Regions from separate parts of the Mus musculus genome. Here region 2 is linked to region 1. A link is a contact called in ENCODE Hi-C or POLR2A ChIA-PET data. All regions are on one chromosome and are shown on one strand. Each heading gives the region's core, a stretch centred on a gene start or an enhancer-like site at or near the end of the contact. The rest is flanking DNA. Distances are from core to core; before and after follow the strand shown. Region 1 has its middle 83 kb from the start of Gm42034. Region 2 holds the start of Sall1 (spalt like transcription factor 1).

Evidence for each region. A loop is a pair of places that touch in the nucleus more often than their neighbours do. ChIA-PET counts read pairs that join two places held with the same protein, here RNA polymerase II (POLR2A).
Region 2: a loop to region 1 is called in a map of heart, with 2.8 times the contacts of the local background. The contact joins the promoter of Sall1 here to the enhancer-like site in region 1. A Hi-C loop is called at or near these places in 1 of 37 maps with a recorded cell type or tissue (heart). POLR2A ChIA-PET finds 5 or more read pairs at or near these places in 1 of 5 experiments (embryonic stem cell).

What each region holds. Positions count from the first base shown.
Region 1 is chr8:88,921,121-88,924,682 of GRCm38, reverse strand. No RefSeq gene overlaps it. Among named protein-coding and RNA genes, the nearest start is that of Gm42034, 83 kb to the right of the region's middle. Within about 2 kb of position 1,667, at least 1 of the 3 ENCODE cell types and tissues checked has a DNase peak (open chromatin) inside an H3K27ac peak, as active enhancers do; it is heart, where a contact is called at or near this core.
Region 2 is chr8:89,040,771-89,044,434 of GRCm38, reverse strand. Sall1 (spalt like transcription factor 1) reads left to right here and starts at 1,573. Exons shown (of 3, transcript NM_001371070.1): 1 at 1,573-2,083. The coding sequence starts at 2,008. Gm3134 (predicted gene 3134) reads right to left here and starts at 3,192. Exons shown (of 3, transcript NR_166639.1): 1 at 2,639-3,192.

The DNA.
Region 1 (3,562 bases), core at 418-2,917:
GAAGGAGGAGATGGAAGGGGGAGGGAGGGAGGGAGGAAGGAAGGAAGGAAGGAAGGAAGGAAGGAAGGAAGGAAGGAAGGAAGGAAGGAAGGAAGGAAGGAAGAAAACAATAGCAGCAAAGTGTTCTCTTAGTGGCTATAACTGGCTGATTGCCTCTGGAGAGATCACCAGGTCCAGAAGGGTGTCTCTGTGTACCAGGATGTTCAGGGTTACACAGAGGGTATCAAGTACACACACCCTTGGCCTGCTTCAGTGGTGGTGGCTTCCCTGGAAGGGGGCAGCTAAGGGACTCTTCGGCTCAGTCTGGAAACCCTGGATTTACCCAGAGGGAGCTTTTGTGGATGGCTGCAAGTCACTGCCCTTCCATGAGGAATTAGTGAGTGAGTGAGTGAGTGACTTGAATGGACAACTGCATCACATCTGCTCTGCATCAGGACCAGAGTGGATGCGGAGGATCCGCACCATGGATGAGGTGGCACCGCTGTCATTGGAGCTACTACATGTTATTTATAACATGCCAGAGATGGTGGAAACATTTCCCATGCCTTTCTCGGTTATTCACCAGGAATTCCTGTTAACTGACACTGTTAATCTCCACATTTTAGATACAAGGGAAAGGAAAAAAAAAGAACAGAGAGTAATTGTCCAAAGATGGCACACTTGGTGTGTAGAATGAATCTGGTCCATTGACTCCAGGGCTAACTCTGGGCTGTGGTATGAGCATAGAATGGGGCAGATGCTCAACCCAGCTGATGGGTGAGTCATGATTATTAAGGGGAGAGGGATGCCATGGAATATACATACTGTCTACTAGAAGCCAGGAGATGGATGAAGAGGATGACAGGAACAACCACGTGAAAAACAATAAGAGGAAAATGAGGAGGACTATGGATGATGACAACAGCAATGGGAGGAGGATGAAGGAGAGAACAGAGGAGAGAAGGAAGGAGAGGAGCAGAGGGAGGGGGGTGGTGGGGTGCACGAGGAGGACCTTACACCCTGAGAGTTTCTGTACGAAGGAGGCAGCACAGTCTATTTGCTTGTGAATTCATTAACTCAGCCATCTCCCTGATTCCGACCATGTACCAGGCTCTGTGTTGGAGGTTGAGATTCCAGCAGGGGTAGGATGGTACAAAGGTGGTCTGTGCAGGTAGAACTCCTGCCTCTTGCCCCTGGAATTCAGTACCTTATTGGGGGGCAGTGGACATGGCAACTGAGCCATCCCAAGGCTAAGAGAGGAAGGAACAGCTACAAACTTCCTGTGTGTGTGTCCAATGAGGCCTGAAGGGCCACAGAAGCCATCAGCAAAGAAGCTGGAGAAGGGGAAGGAAAGAGTCACAACCTGGATGTAGGAGTGGCCCAGGTTGCTGGTTTGAAGCAAAAAGAAGGGCTTATACTTAGACAAACATAAAATCAGCTGCCCAAAGGCCCCTGACAAGGCAGCAGAGGGGATGAAACTGCCCAGGAACCCAGCGCACGTCTCCTTCAGGTTCCCAAGTCCCTCCTGGGTCATGAGCAGCCCCCATCAGGTCAAACTATAAACATGGCCCCCATTGTATTTCTACTCCGTGTAAGTAGGTTGGTCTCCAGAGGGCCAAGGCAAATATTTGCTGAGCCTGGCACTGCTCCAGCAGGGAGGACAATGTGTAGTCAGGCTGCTGACCTTGCGCTGTTGCGAGACTCAAGAAGCACATGACAACTTTCCACTCTCAAGCTGGAGCAGGGTGGGAAAACGCCTCTTACCCTGGTGCTGGGGAAATGTGACCTGGGGTCCATTCTTTCTCCCTTCTTTAAGGTCCCATTCTAACATCTTTTCCACGTGTGTTTCAGTTTCAACTTAACCTTCATGTTCATATTGTTGCTTTTCCTCCAAAGTCTATGACAGCAATCGGAGTGTGAGCTAACGTTGCTTTGCTGAAAATCCAATTTTCTTTGTTCTGTTTGTTTGTTTGCTTTTTGTTATTCAAGACAGGTTTCTCTGTGTATCCTTGGCTGTGTTGGAACTTGCTCTGTATACCAGGTTGGCCTCGAATTCATGGAGATCACCTTCCTCTGCCTCCTGGGTGCTGGAACTGAAGGCGTGTACCACTATCACCCAGCACAATCCAACTCTTACCCCTGAGTGGTCCAGGGCCAGGGCAAGGCTGGCGACCGCCAGTGGCTGAATCTTAGCTCAGCAGGAAAGAGGGACAATGAGGTTCATGTAAAGAAAATGAAAGCCCCCTCTGCCATTCCAGCCCCACAGTGTCTCTGAGCCACAGTCAGGGAAGGGTGGCCACTGCCTCAGTGGCCACCACCTACTTAGATCCATCCATCAGTTTTTATGTGTCCAAATCAGCTTGTGGAAAATTCACACGAGTTCCTGGATCCGAGGCCAAGACAGGACACTGAGATGCAAGACAGGCTTTTCCTGTGGTGTTAGGAAAACTCCCAGCTCCCCCAGGCCTCTGTTCCAAGCTCTGACCACAGTCTCAGTTTTTCCACCACCTTATCAATTCCTGATAGGCAGGGCTGACTCAGAGGTGGGGGTGGGTGAGGCTCGGCAGGTCTCAACCCCACCAAGCAGATCCTCACTGAGGTTCTGAGCTTCCCCAAAGCATGACATCATCAACAAGGTTGCGTGTCCTTTACCCCTGCTAATCTTGCTGTGAGCCCTATGAGAAGCTGGGTGGACCCTGGGTGTGAGGAACTGGAGTACATAAAGTCACCTGTCAAAGCCTGGCTGAACCCCTAAATCGGAGGAGACTTTCTTATAAGCTCATTTTTTAAAAAAATATTTCATATAAATTATACAAAATAATAGGTTTTATGGCAACATTTCTGCACTCATAGAATATACTTCAATTTTATACCCACCACTGCCCTCTCTCAATGCCCTGCCCTCTAGTTCCTCTTCTTCCTTTGTAGTATGTTCTGCTTTCTCACGTTTTATGGGTTTGTTGTTTTTTTTTTTAATCTAGATTTCAATATGAGAGAAAACACACTGTTTGTTCTCCATAGACTGGCTTATTTCACTTAACATGGTGCTCCATTTTCCTGTAACCATGTGATTTCTCTCTTCACAGTCAAGCAGAGGTCCATTATCTACATGAAGCACATTTCTCCCCATCCCCTCATCTGTGGAGCACCATCCGGGCTGTTTCTATGCCCTGGATATGAGAAGAGTCCTGCTTGGATGTGTCTAGGATTGTCTCGGTGGCGTGCTAGCTGAGAATCCCTCAGCCTGGATCCAGGACAGGGCAGCTCTATTTTCAGCTGCTTGAGACACCCCCATGACGATTTCTACAGGCTAGACCAATTCGCATTCCCACCAACAGTATATAGAGACCCTTTACCCCTTCATCGTTGTCTTGCTGATGGCTGTTCTCACTGAGGTGAGAAGGAGTCTCGGTGTGGCTTTAGCCTGCATCCTTCTCATGGCTAAAGATGTTGAATGTCTTTTGGACATTTCTTCCTCTTTTGAAAAAGGTGTCAGTTCAGCTCATTTCCCCCATTCATGCCTACGATAAATGCTACCAATAGCTTTTGGATATATTGGTACTTATCAGTACTCTCAACAAAC
Region 2 (3,664 bases), core at 324-2,823, 120 kb before region 1:
GAACCGTGGAAAGGGGCTAAAAGCCATTTAAGAGAGTGCGACATGGGTCCTGAGTTCCAAGGCTCTGCTGTGAAGGCTAGTGCCCACTTCGCGCGAGCCGACTGTGTCACGATCCAGACTCAAAGGCGCTCCAGAATTGGGGCGTCCTTATGAGCCCTCTCCTCTCCTGATCGCGAGATAGGGCAAGGATTGTGTATCTGCACCCCTCCCCCGCCTCCACCCCCATTACTCAGCCGAAGTTTAGTTAGTTTAGTCCTTCGGGTGCAGGACTTCGGGAACCTCGGCGAGCGGAAACCCCGAGGCAGGAGGAGGTCTAAACTAAGCCGAGGACCAAGCCTCAGGTTCGCAGGCGCCCAAACCCGGAAGAGGGAGTACAGGGCCCGGATCCCTGGGTCCCGTGAGCGGGTAAGAGAGGCTGGCTCCCAGCTCTGGGAGAGAAACAGAGAGAGATGGAGAGAAAAGTTTGGGCGCCGCACGTAGCAAGTGTCGGAAAAGTGAAGGCGAGTCACGGCGTAGCTAGCAGGGCAACGAACAGGACCCCCCCTCCATGCTCACTCACTCCGGGTAGCCACCTCGTCTGCGACGAGGTGGCGGCCTCCACCCCTAGGACACGGAGCACTAGGGTCCAGGGTAGAGGCGGTGCCTAGGGTCTGGCTCCAGCAGCACCACCCAGGCCAGGGGAGCGCTGCTTAGCACAGAATTAGCTGCGCCCCTCCCCTCCCTCCCGCAGAAGCTGAACTCGGAGCTCAGGCAGGTCCTTGCTCTCCACCCGCCCGGAGCTTGGCGGCGCCACGGTGGCCGCCGCCTCCCCGCGGAGTGACGCGCCCTGCAGCCAACCGGGGCGGCCGGGGGGAGGTTCGGGAGGGGGTCCTGGGCGGAGCCGAGCCGCCCCCTTATCCCACGGGCTCGGGGCGCTTCTCCCGAAAACTTCAGCCCTAATTGTCCCGGGAATGTCCAAGGTAGAGAAAGGGAGCTAAGGAGCCAGCAAGAGGCTGGAGGGTCGCCGCTCCCAGGCAGGGAGAGGATGGGGTGGCGAGAAAACTGCCCCTCCCCCCAAGCCCCAAACCCATCACGTCCCCAAACCTTTCCTGGGTCCTCTTCTCCGCACCCCCGCGAGCCCGGGATCCTGAGAGTGGAGAACTCTGGGCGAAGGATCTCCGAGCCAGGCGGCGGGCAGGCGGGAGGGAGGCCCGGCAGCGAGCGGGAGGCGGACTGGCGTGGGGCTGGCTCTTCCCCACTCGCTTTTTTTTTTTTATGAGAGTGGGGGTGGGCTGCTTTCTGGTAGCTCTTAAAGAAAATGAAGGAACACTCACGAAATGGGGCGCCCTCTCCTACCCCGTCCCGCCACGGGACTCCCTCCCCCTCGCGGGCCAGTACGCAGCGCGGGAGTTAGGAAGTTCGCCGCTCGCCCGCAGCCTGGGTCCCCAGCCCCCGCCGCCAGCCCCACCCCCACGCGGCCCTGCTCCGCTAGGCTCCCGGGCGAGCATGCTAATTCGGGTCGGCCCAGCCCGGGATGGAGGGCGGGGGAGGGGGGAGGGGAACGAGCGGGGGGCGCCGGCCGGGGCGCTGGGCGCGCAGTGGCGAGGAGGCAGGCCCCCGGCGGCCGGGCCGCGGAGTCCCCGGCGGTCGCCAAGAGGGTTAACCAAGAGTCGGGCGGCGCGGCGCGCAGAGCCAGCCCCGCGGCCGGCTTATTGGGCCAGCGCGCGGAGAGACAGGGGTCTGCAGCAAATCACGAACTAATTGATTAAGGCGAGCGGGTTTGAATAGCGCTGGCCCGGTGCCAATCGCCTTTCAAAGAGCCCCTCTATGATTAATCGCAATGCATTATTGATAATCATAATTATAGCAGGACACATGCGCGCTGTGCCCGGGGCCGGGGAGCCGGGGAGGGGGCGGGCGGGCCGGCGGGCGGGGGGAGCCGCCGCCGCCGCCGCTCGATTTCCGTAATTTTGAGAAGATTTTTTTTTAGTAATTTTTTATTCTGCCCCAGCTGATGTTTGAGCCAGCATGTCGCGGAGGAAGCAAGCGAAGCCTCAACATTTCCAATCCGACCCCGAAGTGGCCTCGCTCCCCCGGCGAGATGGTGAGTGCTCCGGCCGGCGCCGCGGACACACAGACACGCACTCACACGCACACTCGGACCCACGCACACGCGGCGGGCCCCGCGCCCACCGCCGCTTTCGCCTTCTGCACTCGGCGCGTCTGATTTTATTTCATGCTTCCTCGATTTCAATTTGCCGGGCCAGGCTTCCCCTGTCCCGGGAGAGCCAGCCTATCCCGGCTGGAGCTTTCCGGAGTTCCGTGTCCTCGACTGGGCGGAGTAGGGTCGACTGGCCGGCTCGCTCCTCCGCCCAGAGGGTCGGAGAAGCCGCGGCCACGACCCTGCCGCCCCGAGGGGCGATCTCTCGGGCAGAGGCCATCTGGAGCTGCCCACGCGAGCTCTCTCCCGCTCCCCGCGCGCCACCCGGGTCCCCGGGCTGGGCCTCTGTCGCCTGGGCCTCACCGCCCAGCCCTGCGGCCAACGTTAAAGAAGTTTACTTCGTCCGGGTGGCTGAACGCCGAGCGCGTGGGGAGCTCTCCGTACCCACCCCCCCCCCAAACTCTCGTTCCCACTTGGCTAGCGGGCGAAACATGGTACCTTTGGGGGTTCCGAGCCGTGAGAACTGGGGGTTGGGGTGGAGGAGCGACATCCTGGGGTCGCGGCCGAGTGCTGCCGGTCGCTCTGGAGACTGACTTAGGGACAGGGAAGTGTCGCTTGGTCCGGCTTCCCAAGTTTGTTCTCCTGTCGTTTCTTTCCACACTTGCACCCATAACCCGTCAAAGTCGGGCTTGGATGTGTGCACCCCACGTATTATGGAGTCCCATCCTTCGGGACCCGTTCTGGTAAGGGTCATTAGACACTTTCTTGGGTCCCGGGTATTAGCCCGCCAGACCCCTGGAGCCAGCCGAGCAATGAAGGCAGGGTTCCGAAAGGACTGAATGAGTAGGGAAAAGTTTGTGTGCGGGAACTGTGGCCTAGAATGGGAGAGACCCGCGCAGGGAACTGGGGTCACTGAGGGAAGACCCCCTCCGACCCCAGCTTGACCTGAACTGTTCTAGGGCAGAGTTTCCGAGCTCCCAGGCCAGAGGCTACGCTCGGTTCCGGGGTCACCGGACTTTGTGCCTGACTCTCCGCTGCGTCGGTTGGAGAGTGACCAGACCCGAGGCTCGGCGGCCCCGGCTGCCCTTCGGGAATCCTCGATCCCGGGCGTGGAGGAAGGAGCTGCACCCCAGCAGAGCTCGGAAGCGTGACCTGAGATCCGCACCTCTGGCCACTACGCTCTGCGGGCGCTGGAGCCCCACATCGCAGGCTCCGTCCCCAGAGGCCTGGCTCTGAGCGGCTCTGGGTGCGGGTACGCGCAGGCAGAGCCAGAGCGACAAGGGATCGACAGCTTACTTCCTCCTCGCTGTTGGGAGAGGGCAATCCTGGCGTGAGACACCTGGACATTTTTTCAGGCGATCTGAGAGCCATTAAGGCAACTGTTTTGCCCAGCACCTTTGGAAGCTCGAAGCCTCACCAGTGTGATTCTCTGAGTCCTCTGGAAGGATCCCTTGAAACACACCCAGTTTCCCACCCCAAAAGAACCGGTTTGAGGGTAAAACCAGATGAAATTAGCCAAGGCCG